Regions from separate parts of the Homo sapiens genome. Here region 1 is linked to region 2. Evidence: chromatin loops called from intact Hi-C (ENCODE). Cell type or tissue: CD4-positive, alpha-beta T cell. All regions are shown on one strand. Links, peaks and the distances in the headings refer to the core of each region. The heading gives the core; the rest is flanking DNA. Region 1 has its middle 57 kb from the start of TRIM67. Region 2 holds the start of LOC124904546 (a long non-coding RNA gene).

Evidence for each region. A loop is a pair of places that touch in the nucleus more often than their neighbours do. Peaks named below come from ENCODE experiments on the same cell type or tissue, not always from the same donor. Only the 100,000 strongest peaks of a DNase experiment are listed, where the experiment ranks them.
Region 1: a loop joins it to region 2, with 1.9 times the contacts of the local background. A loop is called at or near these places in 8 of 110 quality-filtered maps.

The regions. Positions count from the first base shown.
Region 1 is chr1:231,100,552-231,108,886 of GRCh38, forward strand. No RefSeq gene overlaps it. Among named protein-coding and RNA genes, the nearest start is that of TRIM67, 57 kb to the right of the region's middle. In CD4-positive, alpha-beta T cell, for the core only: no CTCF peak of the experiment used is centred there; no DNase peak of the experiment used is centred there; H3K27me3 peaks cover 77 bases.
Region 2 is chr1:230,800,013-230,808,347 of GRCh38, forward strand. CAPN9 (calpain 9) reads left to right here. Exons shown (of 20, transcript NM_006615.3): 20 at 1,558-1,977. The coding sequence ends at 1,584. LOC124904546 (a long non-coding RNA gene) reads right to left here and starts at 7,104. Exons shown (of 2, transcript XR_007066937.1): 1 at 7,057-7,104; 2 at 1,371-1,723. In CD4-positive, alpha-beta T cell, for the core only: no CTCF peak of the experiment used is centred there; no DNase peak of the experiment used is centred there; H3K27me3 peaks cover 491 bases.

The sequences.
Region 1 (8,335 bases), core at 173-8,172, 300 kb after region 2:
CAAGCCTCAGTCCCTCCCATATAGACGTTGCCATCATGCTACTTGAGTGTCCTTAAAGCATAGCAGCTGGCTTCTTGCAGCGTAGGAGATCCGAGAGAAAGAGCAAAACAGGCTGGGCACAGTGGCTCATGCCTGTAATCTCAGCACTTGGAAGCCAAGGTGGGCAGGTCACCCAAGATCAAGAGTTCGAGACCAGCCTGGCCAACATGGCGAAACCTCGTCTCTACTAAAAACACAAAAAATTAGCCAGGAGTGGTGGCAGGCACCTGTAATCTCAGCTACTGGGGAGGCTGAGGCAGGAGAATTGCTTGAACCCAGGAGGCGGAGGTTGCAGTGAGCCGAGATGGCACCACTGCACTCTAGCCTGGGCGACAGAGCAAGACTCTGTCTCAAAAAAAAAAAAAAAAAAAGAGCAAGACAGATGACACGGTATCTTTTGTGATCCTGCCCTTAAAGCCACATTCTGTTGCTTCCATGATATCCTATTGGTTATACAACCCTATTTAGTGTGGCGGGAGACTACATAAGGGTGCAAAACCTGAGGGACAAGAGTCAATAACACATGTATATGGCTTAACAATCCTAACATTATCACCAAGATTATCATCAAAAATAACAGTTGCCAGTATATACTGTTAACTTCTTTATCCTATTCTCCTTTTGTCTACCTTCAATTTCTTTCTTTCTTTTTCTTTCTCTTTTTTTTTTTTTTTTTTTTTTAAGAGACAGGGTCTCACTCTGCTACCCAGGCTGGAGTGCAGTGGTGTGATCACAGCTCACTGCAGCCTCAAACTCCTGGGCTCAAGCAGTCCTCTCACCTTGGCTTCCCAAAGTGTTGAGATTACAGGTGTGAACCACTGTGCCCAACCCTATCTTCTTTTCTAAATAAAATACTTGTAACACAAATTCTAGTTTTTCAGTTCCTACTTCTTCTTACCTATCAGTTGACTTTCCACCGTGGAAGATGTGGCGTTAGATCCCCTATATTGTTCTTCTAGCCCTACCCTTTACCATATACTTCCTTCATCTTCCCAATATATTAATAATTAGATGACTATTTTTTGGTTAAATCAATATAGTATGTTCTTAAAAATTATGTCCATGTAGATGTTATTTACAAAGGAAGCTATATTGCATGCTATAATACATTTCCTTGTGTTCATTTTCCCTAGAGTTATTAATTGCCCCATATTTCACTTGTTTAGTATTTTATGCACCTTTCATCTTCAATATATCTAAGAGAATTTTTTTAAAAATCTTAGGCTGGGCATAGTGGCTCACACCTGTAATCCCAGCACTTTGAGGGGCCAAGGCATGTGGATCGCTTGAGCCCAGGAGTTTGAGACCAGCCTGGGCCAACATGGCAAAACTCCATCTCTACAAAAAAAAAAAAAAACCAAAAAAACAACTTAGCTGGGCATGGTGATGTGCACCTGTAGTCCCAGCTACTCTGGAGGCTGAGATGGGAGGATGGCTTGAGCCCAGGAGGCGGAGGTTGCAGTGAGCCAGGATCGCGCCATTGCACTGCAGTCTGGGCAGCAGAGTGAGAACCTGTCTCAAAAAACTAAATAAATAAAAATAAATTAAAAATCCACTCCAATGGGTTCAAACAGTATGGTGGCTCACATTCACCCACATCCCCTACCCCATCCACCCTCAAATAAAACATCTTTTTTGGAGCCCTCTGTCTTCTTGCACCAATTTGGTCTGCTTCTCTGTAGGACTGCTGCACCACTGTTGCCCTGGGATTTTCCCCGTCAGGAAATCCTATGGATTTTTTCTCTTCACTCTTGCTGGATTCCCTATTTTATGAATGCCTCTCTTTCCCTTTCTTTATTAATTGACTTATTTTGGTGAAGAACATCATCTAGCAGCTTTTTATGAAAGAGTGTATAAAACTTAAATTTTTGAGACCTTATAATACTTGAAGATGTCTTTATTCTATCTACATGTAAACTATAGAGTATGGAATTCCAGTTTTGAGATAATTTCCCAGCATCCTGAAGGCACCACTCCATTGTCTTTGATCTTCTGGGGCTACTGTTGGGCAGTCTAGTGCCACTGTCTTTCACGTCATAGGCATTCCTGAGGTGTCTAATAATTCTCAATTGATTATTCCTATTTAAAAGTGAGATTCTAAAATCTTTGTTTGGAAGCTTCATGTGAATGGATGAGAACTTTTGACTTTTTCGTTTCCCTGTAGGGTGATCAGGTCGGAAATTCTTTGTTGGAAAACTCCCAAAGGCCATTCATGCTGGTTCTTTTCTCTTGGGCTCATTCATTTCCCTAGAGAAAAATCCTCCAACCTCCTGCCTATTAACATTCCATGCACAAGATAGGTGGAAAACTGGAGATAGGGTGTCACCATTCAGTACTTGGACATTTACATACACACTCATGTTCAGTTGCACCTGGTGCCCCACATTCAGAAGGAGACTCAACCTCCAGTTTTCTGCTGGGGCAGGGTAGAGGCAATTGCTTAGCTGTGGAGAAGAGGGGATCCTGAAATATAACTACCCCTTGTAATAATTTCAATGGATCCTCCTATTTTTGTCCCCACCTCCTACCCCTGTTTTTAGAGGTACCTGGAACCTCCAATCCCGGTGCCTTTTTGGAGCTGTAGTTAGAATTGGTTTGCTTCTTCTTGGCTTCCTTGCCCATTCCCACTGCCCGCTCTTGTGGTCTCAGGTTCTGCTCTGACTACTGAGTCAAGTGCCATTGGTCTATCTGCTCTCCAGCTTCCAAAATGACGTCCACATCACTCATTTGAGATCTTTTCTCTCATATTGTGGAATTATACTTGTTTCTTTCTTTCTGCAATTTTAGTAGGCAGTATGAGGGGGAAGAAAGACAAATATGTATGTTCAACTTACCATGCTTAACCAGAAGTCTTTTCATAGGTTTCTATGCCATCGTTGTTGTGGTGGTGGTGGTTGTTTTTGAGACAGGGCTGTCTCTGTCACCCTAACTGGAGTGCAATGGGATGATCACGGCTCACTGCAACCTCTGCCTCCCAGGCTCAAACGATCCTCCAATCTCAGCCTTCTGAGTAGCTGGGACTACAGGCATGCACCACCACACCTGGCTAATTTTTGTGGTTTTGTAGAGACAGGGTCTTACCATGTTGCCTTAAACTCCTGGACTCAAGTGATCTGCCCACTTCAGCCTCCCAAAGTGCTGAGATTACAGGCATGAGCCACTGCTCCCAGCCTGTATGCTGTTTTTTAATTCATTTTTTGGTAACTTACCAATTTATGTTCTTCCTCCACTGATAAGATTATTCTTCTTTCTTTACTAATATTTAGGAGCTCTGTACATATAAAGGTATGATTATTTTAAATATATTGTTTTCATTTCAATGATTTTTTAAAGCATGTTCTGATTTTCTGGTGGACCAGAGTACTGGCAAGAATTTTTATTGCCTGCATTTGCATTTGTGAAGTTTGTGAACTAAAGCCTAAATGATATCATGGCACACTCTATAAATGAATAGTTTATAACATCTTGAATAAAGTGGCAGAAGAATTGAATCAGCCATAGCATATGATAATATAAATATGCAGAATTCTAAAGATCCTATTCTCTGGAAGGCAGTACCATTTTCATATTTGAAAGTGGTTGCATGGAGTGTTCTGTATCTGTATGCACCAAATAAAACAGTCTATTAGCAGGGAAGAATGCCTTTCTTCCCACTTCCAGTAATAATCGAATTAGATAATAGTGAATGTATATTTAAATAATGCTGCAATGCTAATGTTATCCTCCAATGACTAAAACAGCTTTATAGAATTATTATTTGAAGATTGCTTCTTGGTAAAATTTTAATTATCAGTTCTAATTTTCCAGGAGTTATAAAATAAAAGTTTAAAGTTTTTTATATTGTTTTATACAATGCCCTTATATAAACAACCTTTCTTGGCTTTAGGTTTTTAAAAATCAAATGCAGAAACAGATGAAATACCAAAACAGTTCTAAGAGGACATCTTTCCACTATGAAACCTGACATCAGTAACTGCACACAACTAACAGTACCTGTCACATTACATTCCAGTTGTTCATATCAATTTTATTAGTTTTGTAGTTTGGGGGTATTTAACTTTTAGATTTGTGTATTAGTCAGGGATCTCTAGAGAAACAGAACCAATAGGGCATGCGCACGCGCACGTGTGTGTGTGTGTGTGTGTGTGTAGAGAAAGAAAGAGATTTATTTTAAGAAATTGGCTCACACTAGCTGGGCACAGTGGCTCACACCTATAAACCCAGCACTTTGGGAGGCTGAGGCTGGAGGGAGGATCGCTTGACCCCAGGAGTTCAAGACCAGCCTGGGCAACATAGCGAGACCCTTAAGTCTGTTTTTTTTAAAAATTGTTATATATTAAAAAAAAAAGAAAGAAAGAAATTGGCTCACATGATTATGGAGGTTGCAAGTCCAAAATCTCCAGGGCAGGCCAACAAGCTGGAGACCCAGGGGAGAGCTGTTTTACAGTTCAAATCCAAATGCCCTCTCCTGACAGAATTCCTTCTTGCTGGGGAGAGAGCAGTCTTTTTCTATTAAGGCCTTCAACGGATTGGACGAGGCCCACCTGTATTGTGGAGGGTATCTGCCTTACTCAAAGTCCACTGACTCAAATGCATTAATTTCATCTAAAAGGAAACCTTCATAGCAACATTTAAAACAATGTTTGCCCAAATATCTGGGTACCATGGCCTAGCTAAGTTGACACATAAAATTAAACATCACAATTTGTTTTGGTTTTAAGGTTGTATAAGAGCCACAAGGATCAGGATTTCAAATCTTGCCTTAAATACATATTTTTGAAGTGTTTTTAATAAAAACACTTTAACAGCATCGGGGCAGTGGCGGGGGTGGGGAGTGGGGTCTGTACTTTTTTTCTTTTAAAAGCATCTGAACTGTCCTCAGGCTGAAGAGCAGTCTTCCAGAACTGAAAACTTGCTAAAGATTTTCCCCCTGGCCAGGCGCAGTGGCTCAAGCCTGTAATCCCAGCACTTTGGGAGGCCGAGACGGGCGGATCACGAGGTCAGGAGATCGAGACCATCCTGGCTAACATGGTGAAATCCCGTCTCTACTAAAAATACAAAAAATTAGCCGGGCGTGGTGGCGGGCGCCTATAGTCCCAGCTACTCCGGAGACTGAGGCAGGAGAATGGCGTGAACCCGGGAGGCGGAGCTTGCAGTGAGCCGAGATCGTGCCACTGCACTCCAGTCTGGGCGACAGAGCAAGAGTCCATCTCAAAAAAAAAAAAAAAAAGATTTTCCCCCCAAAAAACTTAAAAGCAATCTTCCTTCAAAGATGAATCCTGCCTCTGCCCATAACACAGAGAGGGAACTTGCTGGCAGCTGCATCCAGGCCCTGGGCTTCAGGGTTTTAGAAGTGTGGCTCTGCTTATCTACACAGTATATGATCTGCTTTTTTCTCTTAACATTTGGAATAAGGCTCTATGTCTTCCTTCTTAAAAGATGTTTTCCTTATTGGTTTGATTTCTATGAAATTGATTTCAGTGAAACATAATAAAGTTATTTACAATGATCACTGGAAATAACAGCTACAATATGGCCTGGAAAAGAATATTGTGAACCAGCATTAAGATATGTTGAGGGTAATGGTGTATTATGAAGTTCATATGTATTTAGCAAAAGATTTTATATAAAAGGATCCTTTTACTTCTCTATCCTCAATTCCTGAGTAAAAAACACATCCCATGAATGTCATCTCATGCAGAAAAGAGAACTGTACTAATAGTTTCATTAGAACAGAAAAATCATCCGAATAAAAATATCAGATGATTCATTAAGCAAACCCCTACCCACTGCCTTAAAACCCTAGGCTTGCTGTCATTTAGATTTCCTGTCAGGAACGCCATATTTCAGCTATAAATAGAACATGGCAGCAGATAGAGCAGCTTTTTAATGAGGTCATTCCAGAGTCTGCATGATTTATTTTCTTTGAGTCTTTGCCATTTTTTGCTTCAGATGTGGCCCCTTTGTGATGATGATGCAACGTGACAGAATCATACCAGACTTCCAGAGCACTACCCTTGCCGCCCAAGTGCCCGCTCTCCCTCCTCCTTCCTCTCCCTCTCTGTCCTCCTTTGCACACTTGCTTTTTAAAGCCTCTTGTAAAGGGGCAGCAGTCAGAGGCTTCTGTCATATGTTTAGAGACCACCGATTGGGTCTCACTTTTGATCACTCTCCCATCAGACACTAAATGTCCCAGCTGGAGCTTGGCTCATGTCTGGCTCTCCTAAGGTTGTTTACCTTCTTTCCTGAACTTTATGATTGATGATAGGGGTGTGAGGGGTGTGGAATAATGGAGACAGACATAAGACTAATAAATTAAAAGCAATTGAGTGAGCTGAGAGTTTTCCCATCTTCCTTATTAAACCTGACTCTATAATAGCTCCTAAAAGAATAACAGAAATGGAAAACACCGTCTCTAGTCAATACCCTTTCACTCAATGTGATTTTCCAGATGCTGGGAAGGGCCCTCCAACCCCAGTTCCCCACTCTCCTTCCCCTGTCACCAGTGCATGATTATACTTACCTAGGGACAAAAGCCTTTGTTCCCAGTGGTGACAGTTTTGGTGGCTCTGGAGGCTTTAGCGTTCCCTGATTCTAGCAACACCCTGAAAGACACACCAACAGTCCTTCCAAATCTCCATGTGATCTAAGTTAGAGCTCGGAGGAAGCACAGCTTCACAAGGCCCATCCTCCCCAGCGGCCTTCCCAGGCCCTCCAGCCAGCCCACACTCTGCCTTCATCCCAGGGTTGCTTGGCTCCTACTGGGGGTCTATGGGCGGGAGTACCACAGCTGCATTACCGAGCACATTCCTGCCTCCTGGTCTAGAGGCAGGCTGAAAAAGGCTGGCTGTTGGTTTCACAACACATTTAGCAGAAGCACCTGACCTGACCTGAGCCCTCCTGGTGGAAAACCCAACCGGGTCTCCTGTGAGGTGTTTCGGTCTGGACTTGTCGGCTGAGGGACAGCTGCGTCCATCAGTGTCCCTTTCCCGGCTGGGAACTACTTGAGGGTTCCCAGGACTGTGCTTCTTTGTCTTTGTATCTCCAGTGCCTAGCACAGGAGGGGCACGTAATAAGTGCCCTTTAAATATTTGCTGAGTTTAATTGAATCTTTATCTGAACACTTAGGAAAAAAGCAAGTGACACCACATGGAACTATCCTTCAGGACGGGGCACTCACTCACTCATGGAATCAGTCCTTCATTTAATTAACATGTATCGAGGGCCAACTAAGCCTAGGTTTCCGGCTTTCTGCTTTGCCTCAGGAAAGTAAAAGTGAGTAATAGGCAATCTCTGTGCTTGTTTAGTTCATAGCCAAGAAGGGAAGACAGCTAATAAGGCAGGATTTTAGTACAGTGTGATAAGAGTGCTGATAAAGGTGCATAAGTCACAAGAGCACGAAGCCAGGCATCTAACCTCGTTGTCTGGAAGGGACGTTGAGGCAGAGAGAACAGTGGAACGTTGGCATGGAGATGTGGGAGACATGAAGTTTTGTGCAAACATCTCAGTGAGGCTCCAGTGTGGCCATCACAGGGAGATGATCATGGGAGAGACACAGAAGGAAGCAAGACCGGAGCAGTTAATGAGGCCCGAGCAAGGGGACCTTGCCTACATGCTAAGGAGGCTGGGCTCTGTCCCAGAGCACCGCAGGAGGTGATTAAGCTGGAGAGCGACAGGATCAGATTTGCATTCACTGTAAAGCCAGGTGCAGTGGCTTACACCTGTAATCCCAGCACTTTGGAAGGCTGAGGTGGGAGGCTCGCTTGAGGCCAGGAGTTCAAGACCAGTCTGGGCAACATAAGGAGACCTCATCTCTGCAACAACAAGAAAGAAAGATCACTTTAAACACTAAAGACATTACTGCTTGTACATAGAGGATGGCTGAACATAATTACCGTGAGGTAGAGAGTTTTCTCCATGGGGTCCTAGCTTTAAGCTCTGGACAATTGACTGAAGGAGACAGCCCTTAGGAGAGAAAATAAAAGCTGAAAGTGACCTGAGTTTTACTACAATTGGTTATGTTACTCTATGACTCCACACAGCTCCTGTCTACTTCCACCAAAATGGCACCACCTTCCTGTTCCTAGGGATTCCCCCTAAGACAGAGGGTGGCAATGTTACTTCCTTCCATTCCGTTAGAGGCCTTGGGTTCATGAAGTGTGGTCCCCCTCCCTGCAACTTCCTGGGGAGGGCCTTTCTGAGGCAATTAGAAAATGAGAAATTCCCTTCCTCTCCATTCAGTGCCAGAAGAGGAGTGGGAGATTACAGGACTAATGGTCATGAACAGCATGAAGAG
Region 2 (8,335 bases), core at 186-8,185:
CTAAAAATACAAAAAATTAGCCTGGCATGGTGGCGGGCGCCTGTAGTCCCAGCTACTCGGGAGGCTGAGGCAGGAGAATGGCATGAACCCGGGAGGTGGAGCTTACAGTGAGCCAAGATTGTGCCACTGCACTCCAGCCTGGGCGACAGAGTGAGACTCCATCAAAAGAAAGAAGGAAAGAAGGAAAAGAAAGAAAAGAAAGAAAAATAAGAAAGAAAGAAGAAAGAAAGAAAGAAAGAAAGAAAGAAAGAAAGAAAGAAAGAAAGAAAGAAAGAAAGAAAGAAAGAAAGAAAGGAAAAACAAGAGAGACCCCTAGGTCCACCTTTATTTATCATTTACTTTAAGGTAAATGATAAGTAATGTCACTAAAAAACATGAGGAAGTGTGATGGCTGCCCCTGGTCCATGGTGGAAGGAGACAGTGGGAAGGTTTGTTACTCAGCGGCCCCCTGGCTAGTCAAAGGCTCCAGAGCACCAGCAGTGTGGAGGAAGTATTCCAGTGCTGCAGCTTCAAGGTAGAAGTGTGGACACCTCTAACGCAAGTGTCCACAGGTGTAGGGGCTGGAATAGGCTCCTGCCCTGCCCCATATCATCACCCTGCAGTACAACAGTGAAAACCATTGCATTCTCTCCCTCTAAACCTACCATCTTTACATCTGGCTGCATGTTAGCATCACCTGGGGAGATTTAAAAATCCTGATACCCCAGCCACTCCCTAGATCAATTAAATCTGAATCTCTGGAGGTGAGGCCCAAGCATTGTTTTTCTTTAATCCCCTTGGTGAGTCCAGTGTGCAGCCAGGTCTGAAGTATCCATGTTTTAAAGTCCCTCTCCTTTTCCCCTGACCCATCCTAGGAAGCAACAGGAGATTTTCCTGGCTGAGTTGGCCTCACCTGCAATCACTTTCCTAAAAAGGCCTGTGCACCTTTCATTACAGTAGCTCTCATACTATATACACTGTGCCCAGGAAGGAGGACAGAGAAGGGAGAAAAAAACCATCTCATATAATCACGTTGCCCCAAGTCACCATGCTGTAATAAACAAGCTGTTGGGAAGGAGGAGGCAGGGTGGACTCGGGAGAGAAAATGAGGAGGAATTCCATGCTACTTCTCCTTCAGCTCACTTGTAACACCCCCCAGCTATGGAACCTGCTTCCACTTCCTGCAGCCCCTCCAGGGTGGAGGGCCACCTCTCTCCCAAAGGTGAGAGGACCCCTCATCAACAAGGAAAAGTCACTTAATACTGCCCTGCCCAAGATGCTTCAGCGAGGCTGTCCTCTTAACAGGGAGAAAGCACATTTTCCCGTCTCTGTCTTACCAACTGTGCTTGATATGAGCTCACTTGGAAAGGACTCAGGTCCTCCAGAAAATGTCAAGTGCTGAGAATTCATTTATTTTCTTTAAATGGTTTCCTGCTGAGACAGACATCCAAGTTGGCAGGCAAAATGATCAAATAGCAGATCTCCTGTGATATCAGCAAACTGGGGCCACTCCTGAGGCTGAGGCTGGAAGGGACATGGAAGGACAACGACCCCTCATCTCTCTCTCTCTCTTCCCAGTTCATCCATTTGACAATGAACATCTGAGGCTGCCTTGTAGAGATGCAGCCTGCCCAGCTGAATCTTGGCTTCTGGACCTTGACCTTCAGAACTTCTCTTGGTGTGGAACCATTACGCCCAGGGTTCACTCCCCTCTCATCGTCCGGCCTTCTCCCTTCATCTTGATCTGGGAAGAATGAAATGAACTCAGCTACACTCTCTGATTTTGTGCTACTCCTTTGTAAAGTCACTGCCTTAAGGGGGCTGATGGCGCCACCTGTGCCTTACATCCAGGTTCAGGCATCACTAGCTTTCCCACACTCTACTTTCCTTATTTCCTTCCATTAAGAATTACTCAGAGTTCTAACGCACAGAATCCTGACTTCCATGTAGCTCCAGTCATTGTGATCAGACATCCTTTATAAAACATGTTTTTATAAATGTGTATGTGGAATAAGATGAGGAGGAAAAGGAGTGAGGTCATAATTTAGCATTTCTGCATCATAAGTGTGCTTCCTTATCAGGGAAGACATCAGGTAGTTCCGATAATTGGACAAGAGTGGATCTCCGATAAGAGTGGATCAAGGTGACAATCTCTACCTCCTCCTACGAGAGGTGGTAACTAAAACAGTCACTATCCAGTCCAGACATTCTTTGTGTCTGAAGACTTTGGGTCAGAAAAGCTGAATGATATTATTTCTTCTCAAGGAGTCCAGATTCTGGTGAGGTTTGATCTTACTCATCCCCAACATGATGGGGGAAAACAGACCCGAGAATCCTCATTATAGCTCACTAGTGCTGAACAGGAGTATCCACTGAACTAGAATAATGGGAGGTAACATGAGAAGATACTGGCTCAATACATGCCAAGCCCCACATTCTTACTGGTACACTTGTGGCAGATGAGGTGGAGGATGGGAGCGGGAGATACCGAGAGGGAAAGAGGGAGAATGGCTGGGATGAAGATCAAGTTAGAAGTGGAGGCTGAGCATGGTGGCTTACACCTGTAATCCCAGCACTTTGTGAGGCCAAGGTGGGAGGATCACCTGAGGTCAGGAGTTCAAGACCAGCCTGGCCAACATGGCAAAACCCAATCTCTACTAAAAATACAAAAATTAGCTGGGCGTGGTGGCGGGTGCCTGTAATCCCAGCTACTCAGGATGCCGAGGCAGGAGAATCACTTGAACCCAGGAGGCAGAGGTTGCAGCCTGGCGACAAGAGCGAGACTCAGTCTCAAAAAAAAAAGAAGTGGAGCTTCATCAGAACCCTGTCCCTGATCGTGGCCAAGGTACCATGATCTTCTCCTTTACCTTCCAGCCCTTCCCTGGGTTCACGCAGCAGTGGATGCAGGACAAGAGCCCTCTCTCAGGAGCAGGCTTAGGACCAAGGCTCTGTGCTGGGGCACGCCAGTACAACCCCAGACATGCCATCTCCTGTGCTCGGCCTGTGCCCACTCTCATCGATGCACACTGCTGCCATATTGTTTGTTAGATGTCGTGAACACTAGCCCTGCTCACAGGTAAAACTTGGAAGGGGACTCACCATATGAGCTTCTTTGTCTAGTGTCACTCCCACAGGGTGCCTTTAGGCCTTTATGTCCAGGAGCACATAACTGTCTCTCACTGATTTTTCCTCTGCTTGAAAGGTACCCAGGAAATGAAGTTTATGAACTGGGCGTCCTGTTTTCTTTCCATCCATATGTCCCTGGGAAAGTTATTAAACTCTCTGAGACTTAGTTTCCTCCACTCACAAGGATGGTAATTTCTGCCTCACTGAGATCTTATGATGAATAAATGAAATTGTAAGTAGAAGGTGCCAGGCACAGTACTTGACACATAACAGGCCCTCAGTGCAACTAAGGCCCACTGTTGTGAACCAGTGTTTTCTTAAATGTCTAAAAGAGTTACATACTATCACATGCTTTCGGTTTACCTCTGTTCTTCATTGCAAGAATCCAAGAATTATAGAACCAGTCTTGAAGGAGAGTTCAATAGAGCTCTACAGACTATTATATGATCATGAGTTGAGAACAAAAAAAAGTGTATGAATTTAGCTTCTATTTGTTTCTGAATTACATGGTCTGATACTGACACCCAGAAACAAAGGAAGATGTTTCACATGCATGAGTTTGATTAACTATAATTAAAGTGATTTTGTAGCTTATAATTCAAACCAACAGCTTTTGAGTGTGAAAGGAATAATATTAGTTATTACACCAGGACAATAGATGTAAACTGGAGCTGTCCTAGGAAAATTGCGATTTATGGCCATTCACATTATGTCTATCACCACCTGCATAATATATGCTTTAGGTCTTGGCACCAAAATATTCGTGCCCTACTACCTTTAAATTAAACAGTGGCTGGGCATGGTGGCTCACGCCTGTAATCCCAGCACTTTCAGAGGTCAAGGCGAGCAGATCACGAGGTCAGGAGTTCGTGACCAGCCTGGTCAATGTGGTGAAACCCCATCTCTGCTAAAAATACAAAAATCAGCTGGGTGTAGTGGTGCGTGCCTGTAGTCCCAGCTACTCAGGAGGCTGAGGCAGAAGAATCGCTTGAACCCAGGAGGTGGAGGTTGCAGTGAGCCAAGATCGTGCCACTGCTCTCCAGCCTGAGGGACAGAGCAAGACTCCATCTCAAAAAAATAAAAAATACAAAAAAAAAAAGAGAGAGAGAAAACAAAATAACTGGGTGTGGTGGTGCATGCCTGTAATCACAGCTACTAGGGAGGCTGAAGCAGGATAATTGCTTGAACCCAGGAGGCGGAGGTTGCAGTGAGCCGAGATCGTGCCACTGCACTCCAGCCTGGGTGACAGAACGAGACTTTCTCAAAAATAAAAATAAAAATAAATTAATTAAACAATAGTATACACAAGCTATCTAACGCTACTGCTTCACACCAAAATCACATGAAATACAAAGAGATACACACCTAGACACATCAAAGTCAAACTGTTGGGAAAAAAAGAGAAAATCTGAAAAGCAGCTTGAGAAAAATGACTCATCATGAACAGGGAACAATGCAATTAGCAACTGACTTCTCATCAGAAATGACAGACGACAGAAGGCAGTAGAATGACATTCCAAGTGCCAAAGGAAAAATCTTTCAATCAAGAATTCTGTTTTTCCACTAGAACTGCAAAAATGAAAGCACAATAAAGATATTCCCAGTTAAACAAAGACTGAGAGAATTCATTATTAGCTGACCTGCCACTGGAAAAATATTAAAGGATGTATTTCAGGGTGAAAGGAAATAAAACTAGATGAGACTGTGGATCTGTAGAAAGAAATGAAGAGCACTCAAAAGGATATCTGTGGGTAAATGTAAAAGACTATATAAACGTGTTATCTTCCATTCTAATTTTGTTTGAAGACATTAGATTATATAAAGCATTAATTATTGTACTATGTTGTTGGATTTATAACAATAGAGAGATATATTATAAAGGAGAGAGGAAGAAACAAAGTATTGTAGCAATATTTCTATATTTTCTTAGAATTAAGTCAGTATTACCTCAGGTAATGATATTAGATATTAGATGGTTATAAATTAAGATGCAGATTGTAATCTACAGAGCAACCACTAAGAAAATAACTCAAAAATACAGTAAGATAGCAGAGGAATCAAAGCAGAATACTTAAAAAAAATGTTTAGCACAAAAGCCGTAAGGGAAGAACAGATTTTAAAAATAAGACATAGAAACAAAATGGCATACCTTAATCCAGCCATGCTGATAATAATATTAAATATGAATAAAAACTACAATCAAAAGGCAGTGATTGTCAAAATGGATAAAAAAGCAAGATTCAATTGTACACTATCTACAAGAGATACTTCATACAAAAAGACAAAAGTTGGAAGTAAAAGGATGAAAAAGAGAGTACCATGCAAATACTGGCAATAAGAGAGCTTGAGTGCCTACATCAATATCTGAGAAAATAAAATTTAAGACAAGAAATATTATTAGAGAGAAGAAATGATATTACAGTATCATAAAGGGTCAATACATTAGGAATATATAATAATTACAAGTGTGATGGTACCTAATAGTAGAGTCTCAAAATTATGAAGCAAAAATTGATATAATTGAAAGAAGAAACAGATTATTCAGACTTAACAATTATAGTTAGAGAGTTCAATAACCCATTTTTAATAACTGATAGGACAACTATTCAGAAAATTAACAAGGAAATAGAAGACATGAACAACACTATCAACCAACTTGACTAACTGACATTTATAGAATACTTTACCCTCAAGTAATGAATACACATTTTTTCAAAAGCACATGGAACTTTCTCCAGGTTAGACCATATACTAGACCATAAAACTAATTTTTAATATATTTAAAAGAATTTAAATCACTCAGAGTATGTTCTCCAGCCACAAAGGAATTAAATTAGAAACAAAAATAAGTTTGGGAAATCCTCAAATTTTAGAAATTAACACATTTCTAAATAACTATGAGTTGAAGAGAAAAATTACAATGGAAATTAGAAAGATTTTGAACTGAATGAAACAAAAATAAACTATGTATTTACACATGTCTATACACATCCACATTAACCGGATTAAGCTAAAGCAGGACCTAGAAAAGTAGAGTGTTCTCAAAACAATAATTTAAGCTTCCATCTTAAGAAATTAGAGAGAGAGGCAAATTAAACCTTAAAAGGAAAGAAATAAAGACTAAAGCAGAAATCAATTGACTAGCAAAGAGAAAAATAATAGAGAACATCAAAGAAACAAAAAGGTGATTCTTAAAAAAGATTGCAAAATTGATAAACTTTTAGCTAAACTGACCAAGAAAAAAGACAGAAAACACAAATTAACAATCAAGAATCTAAGAGCAGCCGTCATTGCTGACCCATCAGAAATTAAAAGAATGATAAGTGAATATTTTAAACAACTTTATGTCAACAAATCAGACAACTTAGATGGAATGGAAAAAATCCTAGAAAAAGATAAATTACCAAAACTACCTTCAGAGAATACTGAAAATCTGAATAGACCTATGCATTAGTCCACTGTCACAGTCTAATAAAGACATGCCTGAGACTGGGTAATTGATAAAGGAAAGAGATTTAGTTGACTTACAGTTCAGTATGGCTGGGGAGGCCTCAGGAAACATATAATCATGGCGGAAGGTGAAGGGGAAGCAAGATACCCTCTTCACAAAGCGGCAGGAAGGAGAAGTGCCAGCAGGGGAAATACAAGACACTTATAAAACCATCAGATCTCATGAGACTCACTCATTTTCATGACAACAGCATGGGGGAGACTGCCCCCAAGATTCAATTAACCTCCACTTGGTCCTGCCCTTGACATATGAGGAGTATAAGGATTAAATTCAAAGTGAGATTTGGGTGGGGACACAGAGCCAAACCATATCAACCTACAACATGAAACATATCATACCATATCAACCTATAATATTTTGGTCCTGAGACCAAATCCTTTGGACAGTGCCTGGAGAGAGCCTCAGGCCACAGTCATGTTTATCTGAAATACAGGGCCTACCTCCAGGCTCCTCTCCACCCTGTCCTGTGCAGAGCTACGCAGTGCGCTGAGGGGCCAGGGCTTCAGAAAGCCCAGAGCATGTGACCTGGTTGGCAGAGGTACCAGGGTCATTGGTGCCAGCCCAATTCAGTGTACTGGATCATTAGTAGAAACAAAGCACCATTCTACTGAGAGCCAAGACCGCCTGCCAAGTACCAGTGCGAAGGCTGCCTCGTCACCACAGCTGTGAATCAAGAGTAGGCTGTGCTTGCTACTGATGCCAGCCTGGGGCATTTTCCCAGCCCCACAGTGCCTTTCTGAAGTGGGAGAAGGAGAAGCAGAGGGTTAGACTCTCCTTGGTGCCTGAACAGTGCCTCTGATGGAAGAACGTAGCTCAGTGATATTCCCAAGGAGGTTTATTGGTTCATTATCAGTAGGACTCTCCAAGGAAAGGGAACAGCTGAACCATATGGAGCAACTGCAGGCTCATGTAATAGAAGCAGCATTGAACTTAGAGTTTGAGTCCTGTATTCTAGTCTAGAACTTACCTCCAGCTAGCTGTGTGGACTTAACCATATCACTTTACCTCTCTGGGCTGCCTTGCACCTTGAAATTATGTGATTCCTTCTCTCACTCTGGGAACTAGAAGGCCAGGTCAGTGTGGCTCAGTCCTGGTCTAATTGGATGGATGGAGAGAAGGTAGCAGAGGTGGGCCCAGCAAGCCTGAGAATTCATCTTACTCCCTGACAGAGCTCAGAGTTCTGAGAAGAATGTGGTCACGCAGAAGACTCTCTGTAGGCCACATCAGGACCAGGCTTCTTGGAAAGCTGTACTCCTCCTGCCTTTCAACATCTTAACACACTCAGCTCCTCCATTATACACACTTACCTGAACCCAGCTTGTCTGTATGGGTTTAGCATTCTCTCTTGTCCTTCCCAGTCTACCCTCTACATTCTAAAAAGAGAGTCTCCCACCCAGACGATCTCCTTGCAGTCACTTTTCAATGCACCAGAACAGCTTCCTTAGTTGGAACAGTGAACAGTGTGTTTTCAAACAAAAGGGGCTCACTGCCCAATGTGCTAGAAGCCAATGCTATGACACTGTGTTTCTGAGAAAAGAAAAGCTTTATACTGCAAGCTGCTTCACAAGGAGACTAGAACATCGAGCTCAAATCTGTCTTCTTGTGCTGGCTCCAAAGCAGTATTTTTATTAGAAAAGATTCAGAGGCTGTATTCTGAGATCAGTAGGTGATTGGTGGAGGAAAGAGGAGGTCTAGAAAGTCCTTGGGCATGCGTTTTTA